Regions from separate parts of the Mus musculus genome. Here region 1 is linked to region 2. The links are chromatin loops, found by intact Hi-C in ENCODE. Cell type or tissue: heart. All regions are shown on one strand. Each heading gives the region's core, and the rest is flanking DNA. Links, peaks and the distances in the headings are about the cores only.

Region 1 (8,688 bases), core at 1,580-6,579, 290 kb after region 2:
ACAAGCCATCTCTAGCACTTACAGTCTACATCTCAACATCATGATAAAGGACCTCTTATGTTAAACTGGAATTATAAAAAAGTACTGTTGGAGATTTAGATAATTCCAAACACATGAAGATTAGTTTAGCTGAAGTGCACTCAACTACAAGTCCTTGTGGTATTTTTTTTTCAAGTAATCAAAGCAAGTATATGTTTGATGGTTTGTACACATTTAATTAGTTCTCAAAATTCCAGTACATCAGCACTGTGAAAATGGGTAAGTTTGGCCTAAATCTGATGCCATACTTGGATAATCAGTTTTGGCTCAAAGCCGTCTTTACACATAGTGAATTTTAGTTTAAATGTTCTTGAGAACAAATTATATCTCTTAACTTAAGAATGTAGATCATTTAAACTGAGCAACAGATTCCCTTCCAATCACAGCATCCCATCCCCAGCATGTAACAAGCAAGCAACTGAGTCTCAACCCATTGCAACATTTGATCTTCAGCCAGTCACAAGCTGCAAACTGATCTGATGTGTCTATATAAGGAAAATGCCAACTGCAGCCACTCATGTCACTTTTCTGCCTATAAATACAACCTGCACTTCTGACGGAAAGGGACATTTTGAACCTTCTTGGATGGCTGCCCAGCTCTAGAACCTTTTTTTTTTCTCGTTCAAATAAACTTTGTGGAAACTAACTTGGGTCTCAGTTTTTCTTTTAAAGATACCGTTACTTGTGGGAACCAGTTTTGTTTTTTCAAAGGGATCCAGTAAATTGAGTTGAGAAAAAGAGACTAGAAGAAATTTATTTCATTGTTTATAAAGCACTATGAGGACATGAAAGCTGGGCTCTGTTTGTTAAGGCCTTGCTGTGACATGTTACACATAACAGAAGGTAGCTCTGTGTGTGTGTGTGTGTGTGTGTGTGTGTGTGTGTGTGTGTGTGTGTGTGTGTGTGTGTGTGTGCCATGCCCACAGAGGCCAGAAGAGCATGTCAAATCCCCCAGAACTGGAGTTACAGGTAGCTATGAGCTTTCTGATGTGGAGAGCAGGGATGAACCTTAGGCCTCTGGACCTGAGCAGTACCTTCAACTGCAGAGCCATCCCTCCAGCCCCTCTTTCTGACTTTAAAACAACACTATTATGAATCCATTCAGTCACATTCATGTCTTTAGGAAAAGTGCATTGAGTGAACTGTGTTTGGGAAACCACTCAAATATGTCAGTGAAAAAAAATGACAGAGACTCCTGCTATCTTATACTCCACCAGCTTATATTTCAGTGGGATGAGAACAGGTAAAAATGCCTGACCAACACAACAAATAAATTGCTAGAAGGTTCTACCACAAACAAAATTGATAATTCCTTTCCATTCTATTCCACATTCTCACCGAGGGTAAACTTTCCCTCAGCAGGAAGAATCTACATCTAATAATTCTTAAAAAGAAACCAAGAGTGACCTTTTAAAATCCTTAGTCACTGAGTGAAGGGCTCATGCACAAGGGGGACATAGGTAATATTATAAAAGGCAGATTATCCCAAGTGTTTTTATAAAAAGCATTACAAAGGTTTCAGAATACTCAGGGGAAAGATTTTTTTTTTTTACTTAAATAAATGAGATGACAAGAAATGAGGAAATGGAATATTCCGTCAGAGAAAGGAAGTGCTCGTTTTAAAGAGCTTAAATAATAGATGTGACAAGTTTCACTTAAAGAAAATATTTCAACTGTGTAATAAAAATACATTTCCCAAGTTGAAACTATGTGTTAAAAAATCTGGCTGATTTCAAACCTCAAAGAATAAGAGCTCTGAGCTTTGACTGGCCCAAAAGGAATATTTACGTAAGGTTTGTCGGCCGCCTGTGTCCATGTTTTAAGATTATTTACTTTTGCTCACGCATGTCGTCCTTCACAGTTGACATCACTCAGGAACTGTGTTTTTGTGACGCATAAATTAATTAAAGTTTAATTTTCTTAGATTAGAGGTTATTTCACGTACTAAGTGAAATCACTTTTGAAATACAGGGGAATATTAGGTAAAGATGGAGGCTGTGTCACAATTGCCAATCAAACCAAGGGTTGACAAGAATAAATCATAAATATAACACTCAGCAGTCAAGGCTCCCTTGTTAGGTTAATATTTTCTTAAGGGCTCTAAGAAAAGGTTAATTCACCCTTATTCTCCAAAGAAACGAGTCTCACCTAATTTTTTAAGCAGCAGATGTCCAAACAAGGAACATCAGTATAGCAAGGATGGAGAAAAGCAAATGCACACTGAGGAAGAACAGAAAGATCTTTGCAACTCCAAGAGTTCGTAGGTAAAGCAACAGATACTGGACCAGTTAAAAGAAGGAACCTGAGTACTGCAGGTCACTTCTGTATGATGCTTCCCAAACTTACAAGTGTTTATCATACACCACACCTTTTCAAACTCAAAACAATTCTCTACCTTCATTCATCATTGATTATCTATTAGTCACTATGATTCATGAAAGAGACACAGTGAGTCCCCACCATTGCCTGTGGCTAAGTGTTTTTACAGTTGTTTAAAATTCTTCCTAAGATAGAAAGAAACATCAGAGTACTCATGAAATAAATAACACCAGATAGGTCTACTAAGGCTGATTTTCTTTTTTAAAACATTTAAGAAAGTTTTAGAAAATCAATCAATCTTCTTAGTGTTCATTGAGTTTCTTTTCTTTGTTCATTTTTTAAGTGTGTGTGTTGCATATTATGCTAACTGTTTGGGCCAAAATTCAATGGCCTGATCCTTACCCTCAAGAAGTTCATGACTGAGGTAAAAGGCAGAGAAAGTGACCAAAGTATAATAGAATAATGCAATGTGTGAATCCATCAGTCAGGGTTCTCTAGAGGAACAGAACTGGGAGGGTACATGCGTGCCTGCATGTGTGTGTGCATGCATACATGAGTGAGTGTGTGTGTGTGTGTGTGTGTGTGTGTGTGTGTGTGTGTGTGTGTGTCGGTGTGTCTGTGTATGTGTGTCTGTATGTATGCATGCACATATGTGTGTGCATGCGTGTGTATGTGTATATGCAAGTGTGTGTGCGTGTGTGTGTGTGTGTGAGTGTGTGTGTGTGAGTGTGTGTGTGTGTGTGAGTGTGTGTGTGTGAGTGTGTGTGTGTGTGTGTGTGTGTGTGAGAGAGAGAGAGAGAGATTTATCAGAATGGATACCATACAACTATTCTAATGGATAATAACCCAACTGTTCTAACAATGATTGTCTCCTGATGGAAAGTTGAAGAATCCTATATCTGTCCTGGCTATGAAGTTGGATGTCTCTGCTGGTCTTCAGTATATGTTGGAATCCCAAAGAAGTAGGTTTTAAAACCAGACAAGGAACGAACTTCCCAGGAAAAGTGAGGGCAAGAAGGCTAAGAGCAAAAGCTCCCTTCTTCCACATCGTTTTATGTAGACTGCCACCAGCAGGTGCAGGCCACCTCAAAAGATCTCAGCTTAGGGTCAGTCTTCCCACGTCACATGATTCAATCAAGAAAAATCTCTCCAAGGTATATCCAGTCACTTGGGTTTGGTTAGTTCCAGATGTAGTCAAGCTAACAACAACGAATAGTATAGGAATACAATATAGAAAATTATTTATTATGTCACAAAATTCTAGATATTTTCAGAAGAAGGACACCTCCCCCCCCCGCAGGCAAGGGCATCTACAAGTGGAAAAATAACACATGTAAAATGTAAAATAAAAGAAACAAATTGTATTTAGAAACTATAGATTTGAAGTACTCAGTGTAAACTATATATTTGCGTACAGAGAGAGATGAAGTTGAAAACACAGATGAGAGTGTATGAAAAGGCTTTGTAATGCATAAAGTATTTACATTTCTCCAAATAGTTGATTAGATAGTAGCCAAAATTTTGAGGCTAGGAATTGCTAACCTATTTATACACTAAAAAACAATTTAGATTATGAACTGTGGAAAGAGAATCAAGGAGATTATCGGAAAGTGACTGTAGGGTTTGTAGAGATGGCTCAGTTGTTAAGAGCACTTGCTATTCTTGCAGAGGACCTAAGTATGGTTCTTAGCACCCTTACTGGGGGCTCGCCATGCCCTATGACTCTAATGCTAGGATTCTAAAGCCCTTTCCTAGCCTACTATAGTACTTAGTTGCACATATGCACACAAACATAGATACATACATCTACACAGAATTATAAATATTTTTTAAAGATTTATTTATTTATTTGTATGAGTACCCTGTTGCTGTCTCGAGACATACCAGAAGAGGGTATCAGATCTCATTACAAATGGTTGTGAGCCACCATGTGGTTGCTGGGAATTGAACTCAGGACCTCTGGAAGAGCAGCCAGTCAGTGCTCTTAACCACTGAGCCATCTCTCCAGCCCTGTTTTTTTTTTTAAGATTTAAATTATAAATATTTTTAAAGAGGCTGTAATGTTGAAGATCATTGCCTGAAAAATGAGATACATTTTAATGTCATGGTCTTAGTTGGTCCCTATAAGAGCATGGCTGATATTCTGGTGGTGGGGACAGGAAAACTGATCATTTGGACCTGAGTTATGTAGGACATTAAAGGAGCTATTTAACATGAGATACATGACTTAAAAGAGGGAGGCCTTATCCATTCCAATACTGGTTGTGAGAGCACTAAAAATAAAACCGTTTTCAAAGAAAAACTTAAAGTTTATAGTTTTACTTATAAAAAAATTATTATGCATTGTCCAAGTAGATAAAAAATGATAATTTTCTGCTTGGCCTAGTTGGCTTGAGTTCTACAAGTTAGAAAAGAGATTAATAAACTGACAACTGAATTTATAGCTTTTAACATGTGCTTGACCTAAGTTGCTTGGGCTAATGACCTCACCTTTTTGGACTGGACTCTCACCCAGTTCCTGAACCCCAGAGGGTTGACAGCTTGCACAACATTTTTTTCCAGTCTTCTCTGTTGGGATGTTACCATGTGTTTTTTTTCCCTCTGTTACTCTCAAGAGTTTTATTCCAACTTCTGTCACTAATAGCTCAGTTGCTTGACTGAGATATTCCTAGCTATTGTCTCAGAAGCTATTGGAAGTACAGAAAAGACAAGGTGAATAAGGACCCTGATATAGCTGTCTCTTGTGAGGCTATGCCGGGGCCTAGCAAACACAGAAGTGGATGCTCATAGTCAGCTATTGGATGGAACACAGGGCCCCCAATGGAGGAGCTAGAGAAAGTACCCAAGGAGCTAAAGGGAACTGCAACCCTATAGGTGGAACAACAATATGAACTAACCAGTACCCCGGAGCTCTTGACTCTAGCTGCATATGTATCAAAAGATGGCCTTGTCAGCCATCATTGGAAAGAGAGGCCCATCGGTCTTGCAAACTATATGCCTCGGTACAGGGGAGCGCCAGGGCCAAGAAGTGGGAGTGGGTGGGTAGGGGAGTGGGGGGGAGGGTATGGGGCCTTTTGGGATAGCATTGGAAATGTAAATGAGGAAAATACCTAATTTAAAAAAAAGAATTATTCCTGGGTTTGGGATGGGTACTGTTCAGTGATAAAGCAGGAAAGATTGTGGAAAATATCCTGATCCCTAGAACATATATGACTGTGAGGAGCCGCCCTCACATTTGCCATTATAAGATGGCGCTGACAGCTGTGTTCTAAGTGGTAAACATAATCTGCACACGTGCAGGGGCAGTTTTCCCGCCATGTGTTCTGCCTTTCTCGTGATGACAACTGGGCCGATGGGCTGCAGCCAATCAGGGAGTAATACGTCCTAGGCGGAGGATAATTCTCCTTAAAAGGGACGGGGTTTTGCCATTCTTTCTCTCTCTCTTGTTCTTGCTTTTTCTCTCTCTCTCTTGCTTTCTTGTTCTTGTTCTTTTTCTTGCTCTTGCTCTTGCTCTCTTGCTCTCTGGCTCCTGAAGATGTAAGCAGAAGATTCCGGTTTGTTGTGTTCTTCTTGGCCAGTCGCGAGAACGCGTGTAAGATATGACTGCTGGGAGGGTATGGTGGACCACCGGTAATTCTAGACTTGGAAAGCAAAGATGGAGCCCCAGCATAAGCTTACTCTAGAGACTAGTTATGCCCACGATTTCTAGGTTTGATGGAGAGGTATATATGCACATATGCTTCTACATACCTGTGTCCATACATACATATGCATATCACAAAGAGACACATATATGCATGTGTATGTGCAAAAATGGGGGGAAATAATTCTTTTAGATTCCCTAAAGTAAATCTCTGAAGCTGCACGGGCACACCCACCACACAACTGAAGCAACAACGCTCCTGCTGCAGTGCTCGCAGACACTTGGAAAATTGTTTCCTCTGTGTACTGGAATCACACTGTAGGGCAGCCGAGCTTTCTGAAAACATTGAAAATTAGAACTAGTTACTCTAAAGCTCACTGATGAAACTGAAAGCAATTGGAGGCAAAAGCCCACATGAAAGCTGCTGGATTTGGCCATCTGTGTTCCTTCAACCGCAAGTGATACACTCACGCACAGACTCACATAAAAATAAAGCTTGAAGATGTTAACATGTAAAGATGTGTATAATAGACCTAGTTTCTGGATATTAGCACAATGATGACATTATTTTTATTTATTAGCTCTTTTTTTGTCTTCTATGCTATTTCTGGCGTGTATAAATACCTGTTACATGGAGACATCGAATATCTGTTGAATAAACAAATGCAAGAAGCATTAAGACTTCAAACTACAGCACCAAGTTCGTGACTTCATTGTGTGTGTAAAAAAAAAAAAACAGCGAAAATGCACAACATTGAAAGTTGGAGTTTTATCATTTCTTAGGCACTAATCCACATTCCCTATATAGGAAATGCTAAACAGGAAGTCATGTCCCAAATTGAGCTAGCCTGGGCAAGTCCAAGAAGAAAGGGGCTATGGGAAGAAAAACAAGTGTGAATATCAACAGGAAAGGATAGATAACTAGTGAGCACACAGAGCTTTAACCCATCACAGAGAAGCTAGCTATGGCCTGAGTGCAGCAGTCATTGTGTCCTGTTTCCTAAGGTCCTCCCACAGCTGTACACTCCTGTGTAGTCTGACTGGGGGAGCTATGAGTCAGGTGTCCTACCCCACAGTCTTAGTCTTAACTACAGATGTTTGAGAATGGAAAGTCCTCCCGTTCTTGGTGTCTGAAGACAGCCCTGCTGGGATACACCCCACCCCTAAACCTTGAATCACTTATTTTATGAAGAGGGTGTAAACAATTCTGTTCTGCACTGTAACAAAAGCTAGATCTCCTTGTGAAAATTTGCTGATGATGTCTGGCCAGATGGCTTTTACATCCTGCATTTCCGCCCTGTGCTGAGCTTTGATGATCCTCAGCTGCACAGGCCCCATGGTCTGCTTAACTTTTTCCCAGAGTGCTGTCAGCTGGGAAAAATGATTCCTTGTGGATTAAACACTGGACGAGTTATTTTATATAATTGTGTCCAGAGAGCAAATTTAAATGAACAAGAATAATGACTGAGCAAACCTTCATAAAGTTCAAATTTAGCATAGGATGACATGTTTTATATTTGTTGTTGTTCTTGCTGCTGCTGCTACTGCTGCTCAATGCCTTCTGCCAGTAGGATGGCTCAGTGGGTAACTGCACTTGCGGCCAAGCCTGATGACCCGAGCATCTGAATTCTATCCCTGGGAACCACATGATGGAAGGAGAGAACCAAAGCCCATAAGTTATCCTCTGACCTCCATACATCTAACATAGGACTCAGGCACACATGTGCTTGCACATGCACACACACACAAAACACAAAATTTAAGTTTTTAAAATTTCTCATCAAAAACTTGTGATTAAAGATAGTAAATATTTTATTTATTATAAATAAATATATGAAAACAAATATATTTTGTATGTATCCATAGGTCATACATGTGTTAGTTGGATAGGTGTTCTGCTTACATATATTTCCATGTGCCACTTGCATGCCTGGTGCCCATGAAGGACAGAAGAGGGCATTGGATTCCCTGGAAAAGTTATGGAATGAGGGTGCCATGAGGGTGCTAGGAATCAAATCTCAGTCTTCTGGGAAAGTTGCAAGCACTCTTAACAGCTGATCTATCACTCTAGCCCTAATATTTATTATCTTTATATTATGCATCATTAACAATAATTACTGATAGCTGACCTGTTTTATATATTCAATTAATGAATATGTATTGTTCATATGTAAATCTATCAACATAAGCGATTAATGTAATTGTTATATGCTTAGTGGCGGACAGGATAAATTGTTTTTAGAAATGTCTGTCTTTTAAAATCTTGTTCCTATTACTTTTTCTGCCCCAGGTATCAAGAGTCACTTTGTCACTTGAGCACAGTTAGCATGCGTTTTCAGGCAGCAGATGCCTGGTCTTACAACATTCTCTCTCCTCCCTGCTTTCTCCAGAATCATCAAGGAATGTTTTTAAATTCCAGAACTATTTCTCTCACCCATCCCACCCAGTTCCTTGGTCCTTGGGAGAGATGATGTCGTCTTCTATCATTTGCTGCTTCCTTGACTCTTTGTCCCCTGGGCACGTGCTGCTGTCTGCAGTGACGCATCACTTCCAAGAAGGGCCCTGAGTGCCATCTGGCTCCCACGGTGTAGCTAAAACCAGTGGGTATCAGTTCACAAGAAGTTCTTAAGAACTATGGGAGAAAACATCAGAATGTTTACACTCTGGGAACCATCCACATATCAGCA
Region 2 (5,000 bases), core at 1-5,000:
TGTGTTAAGGACTCAGTCTGCAGCATTGGAGGCTGGACCTTTAAAGGTAGGGCCTGCTTCCAAGTGATCAGATCAGTGGCACTGTTCCTTTGCAGGGCATATTAGGATATTAGCACTTGCCTTCCCTCTCTCCCTTCTCTCTGTCCTAGAGCTACAAGGTGATCAGGCTCCTCTGCCCTGATGTACTATGACTCCAAAGTCCCAAAGAAAACACAGATGGGAACCCTTGAAAGCCAGAGGCTAATAATCCTTATTGATATCAGGTACTTTGTCAGGATGATGGAAAGTAGACTCATAAGCCACTATATAAAATTGTAATTAATATACTACTAATACATTGAACAAAATATAAAGCTCAGTATATAGCTCAAGGTGAAAGCATCTGCCCAGGAAACATGAATATGTATGTGTATGCAAACACACAGATATACATATACACACACATATAAACACAAAAATACAAACATGCACACATACACATATATACTTACATGCTCACATGTACACACACACATTTATACATGCATACACATATAAGTACACACACATTCACACATTTACTCACATATACATACATTTATTTACTCACATACATACACACATTTACTCACAAACACATACACACACATATATATATATACACACACATGCATGCATATATGGACACATATATACAGATATACACATACACACATGCATCATGCACTCACACGTGTACACATATACACATACATATATACATTTACACATACACATATACACACAAAAACACACATACACAAACAACATACACATACATGCACATTCACACAGAGAAATGTAAAAGATTTGAATACATCCAATTGTTATTACGATGCTATCTACTTTAAAATCTATAACTCTTGTTAATTCTGAAGACAACAAACAGAACAGGTCTGACAGCCATTGTAAGAATCCCATGTAAATGTCAGATGAGATTTGTTCAATTTGAAGTTCTCAGTATGAATCTCCATGCAGGTATAGTATAACTTCACTCTGACTTTGGCCTTTTCCACCCAATGCCGTCCGTGCAGGGCTCATCCCAACTCACTCTTAGTATTTACATTCAAGGTCATGTCCATCAGGCCCTAAAGTACTCTGCGGTTAAGCATGCAAATTTGACATGTTCAAAGCCCAGTTCTCAGTAACCCTGGCTGGGCCTCTCTTCTCATGCCCTCTGAATCCATTTCAGCATGTAAGTCCTCTGAGGAGACCTGAAGCCAAAGGGAGTGGGGTCTGACCTGGGTGAAGGGGCTTCGTGCGGCTTTATGCTGGCACTGCGGTCCCTCCGCACTGGCGCAGGCTCCAAGGTGGGCAGACCTGTGGCAGAGGTGGTAGTTGTCCAAGTTGACGAGACTCTTCTCAGTAAGCCTGGAGGCAAACTTCTTCTCAGGCGCTGGAAGGAAGATTCACTTTATCAGAGACCACACTTTAGGCCATCAAATTTTATGTAAAACAGCGGGTGGAAGTGAGGAAAAGGGAAGCAGGTGTTGAACAATACAGGCTGAATTTCATCTATTCCTATCCCGGAACACTGAAAGAGAAATTCAAAAGTTGAGTGACAGTGGTAACAGTAAGCCATGTCTACTGTCCCCTGGGGAATCTCAGGCAGTGAGTGTGAGAAGCAAACTGGCTACATAGCAAGTACTAGAATCCCAGGGCTACACCAGAAGGTTCTGTCTCAAGACATCACAGAAGTGGCAGGAAGGAAACCTGAGACGGTGGAAAGATTAGCAAAGACCACACACACCACCTCATGCCGCACCTACCTTGGAAATGGCCTGCTTGTCTTTCTCCAAGCCTTCCTCAGAGTCCGAGCAGGTATAGTTCTCACTGAAGGTCACGGTGGGGTTCACTCTGGGCTTGTGGATGGCCTGGAAGGTGAGCTGGGTGCTGAGCAAGTTGCTTACGGCCCTCAAGGATGTACACACATTCGGGGGCAGAGAAGGGTCGGCCAGGAGGTCGGTAATGAGGCCATGGGCCTCACCCATCACAGCAATATCCACAGTGATGCTGGTTCCTGACTGGAACACCAAAGCAAGACGTCAGGGTAGGTGAGTATGTGGGGGTGAAGTGAGCTAATTTGGAGCTTTATGAACAAAAAACACACTGCTGTCAGGTATGGAGGTACACATCTACAAACTGGAAGTACTGGCAGCTGAGGCAAGAAGATCTAGGGACAACCTAGGCTGTGTAGAGTAAGAGAAGACCCTGTGTTACCTCTGTACTCAATTTGAAGGAAAAGGAAAGCAAATTCAGCTAAGCCCTTCAGAACAACATAGTTCAAGTCACGCGGCTGCTTCAACACTGAAGTCTGCCATGGTTAGTTTTGTAGGTCTCTACTTTTCAAAAGTTTATATCTTTAGAATATTTAATACTGACCCATAAAAGTTACAGATATGGGTTTGAGTGATGGCTCAATAGTTGGGAGCGTTTACTAGTCTTGCAGAGGACCCAAGATCAATTCCCAGAACCCACATGGCAGTTCCTAACCATCTGTGACTCCGTTTGCCTTGGGTCTGATGCCATCTTCTGACCTCTCTGGGTACTTCATGCAGATGGTGCACAGCTGTGGTTCTCAACCTTCCCAATGCTGAGACACTTTAACATAGTTTCTCGTGTTGTGGTGACCCCCTAGTCGTAAAACTATTCCATTACTACTTCCTCGAATTGTAATGTAAATATCTGATATGCAAGATATCTAATAAGCGACACTCAAAAGGGTCACGACCCACAGGTTGAAAACCCCTGGTGCCCATGTATACATGCCCGCAAAACATTCGTACACAGGAAAATAAAACTAAATATTTCAAAAACCATTTCAAACAGAAGTACATATGTAACATATTAGTAGATTGTATATTGTATAAAATTCAAACCTTGGTTAGCACACCTATGCCCTAAAACATTCCTCATTTCTCTGCACTGAAAATGTTCAAAGGCTGGTGGAAACCTATAACACATTCCCTTCTCATACAGCCATCCCACTGTGAAACAGCATGGGGTGGCCTCTTTCTCCATCTGAAGTACCCTGTTCAAAGCTAGAGCTGCAGGAAGAATAGGGCATATATAACCAGACTAAAAACTGTTCTAGGGCTGTGTGCACGCTAGTGGGAGAGCAGTTAGTTGCCTTGCACATTTAAACTCTGGCTTTGAAGCCAGTATAACCACCACCGCATGGCAAATAAACAAAAGATCGGACCAATCAACACTTGATTTTAAAAAGCAGAGAATTTGAAGGGAGAAACATTAAACCTTCCTCACGAAGAGTGCTCTGTTTCAGTACCACTGGAAAATCTCCTTTTGAAAGTAGCACTAATTAATATACAAGAAGATCTTGACTCCAGAGAAGTTTTAACGTAACACTTGAGCAGCCTAGCATGGGGTACGGAGTCAACTAGTTTTCTAGATAGACATGACAAGTTCACGGAGTTTGTTTCCAAATCCATCCTCTGCCTCTCCTGGCTGGTAAGATCAGATTTCAGTTCTGTACTTTGGTGATACCTTCCTTGCATTTTGTTATGTCCATCATGGCATGAGGCTCAAAGAACTGTGTAATCTCTAGCTGCATATCATACTGATTCAGGAGGCAGGTCCTGCATGCAAGTGTTTAGATCCAGGTCTGATTCAATCCAGCACTTTCCAGTACCATGACCGCTACCTTTTAGATCACTAAAATCTCCCACATTTCATTTCTTCAACCTGTGATTTGGGGAATTTGCTTGTGGATATTTTTCCCATGACATAGCTACTCCTTAATTTCACTGTGCTATAAAGAGTCAGGCGTAAAGTCTGAACACCGTGCAGTTTGCACCATTGTGAAGTCATCACCTTCATGTGACGAGAGCCTACCTCTTTAAGGAAAACCCACATGAGCACACAGGTAAAAGGATATATTCCTGAAGCAGACACAATTGAAAGGATGTTTTGAAATAGCAGACATGCCACAGGACTCTTGATGAAGGAGTATAAATGTGACCCCACAGACAGTGGGAGACAGTACCGAGCATTGGTTTGGTTTGCTTCACCTCTCTGTTCCTTGCTAACAACACATTGTGTGTTGGTTTGCCTTACATAGAGTTGTTGAACTCAACTTGTGGTAACGCCACCACTGAGGGAAACTCCTCAAGAACTGCTTATGAGGTTCCTGTGTCAGCTTGTCTCTTCAGAGACCTTGCCTCAGGCCAGTTCTGAAGCCTGGCAGCTTCTTCAGGGTTGAACTACAGCTGCCTGGTGTCTGCCTGCTGAGAGGACTAGACTGCAGCTGTTGGTTCATGCCTAGTGTCTGCCTGCCTGGAGGACTGGTCTGCAGCTGCTGAGTCATTTTTGGTGTTTGCTATAGGAGTGAACTGCTGCCAAAGGTGAGCTCACCGCAAAGAACTACTGCTGAATAGGTCCACTTCCCGGATATCCTAATAACTTTTCTCTTCTACTACCTCTGCTGGTTGGTGGGCCAGAGAAGAGATTGAACCCTTATTAAATGTAGGTTGTAAAAAGATTATGCCTACATACCTATAATGTTAATGCTAAACTATAAAGGTAACTGTAAGAATAAAAAGATTAAACAATTCTGTGTTCACAGTTATAAATCTTGAGTCATGATTGTGGTATAAACAGTAGTATATGTAATAATATAGATAGAAATCTAATAGCCCTAAGGCTTTTCAATAAGAAGCTATTGAAGTTATATGTTGGAGCATCTTTGGGATATATGCCTAGGAGTGGTATTGCTGGGTCCTCAGGTAGTACTATGTCCAATTTCTGAGGAACCACCAGACTGATTTCCAGTGTGGTTGTACCAGCAATGGAGAAGTGTTTCTCTTTCTCCACATCCTTGCCAGCATCTGCTGTCACCTGAGTTTTTCATCTTAACCATTCTAACTGATGTGAGATGGAATCTCCGGGTTGCTTTGATTTGCATTTCCCTGATGACTAAGAATGTTAAACATTTCTTTAGGTGCTTCTCGGCCACTCTATATTCC

What was found. Peaks named below come from ENCODE experiments on the same cell type or tissue, not always from the same donor. Only the 100,000 strongest peaks of a DNase experiment are listed, where the experiment ranks them.
Region 1: it touches region 2 in a loop (2.3-fold over the local background); 2 of 42 quality-filtered maps call a loop at or near these places.

What each region holds. Positions count from the first base shown.
Region 1 is chr6:141,160,415-141,169,102 of GRCm38, reverse strand. No RefSeq gene overlaps it. Among named protein-coding and RNA genes, the nearest start is that of Pde3a, 85 kb to the left of the region's middle. In heart, for the core only: no CTCF peak of the experiment used is centred there; no DNase peak of the experiment used is centred there.
Region 2 is chr6:141,456,098-141,461,097 of GRCm38, reverse strand. Pde3a (phosphodiesterase 3A, cGMP inhibited) reads right to left here. Exons shown (of 16, transcript NM_018779.2): 3 at 1,788-2,042; 4 at 1,260-1,414. Among named protein-coding and RNA genes, the nearest start is that of Slco1c1, 66 kb to the left of the region's middle. In heart, for the core only: a CTCF peak has its summit at 2,546 (motif pointing left); no DNase peak of the experiment used is centred there.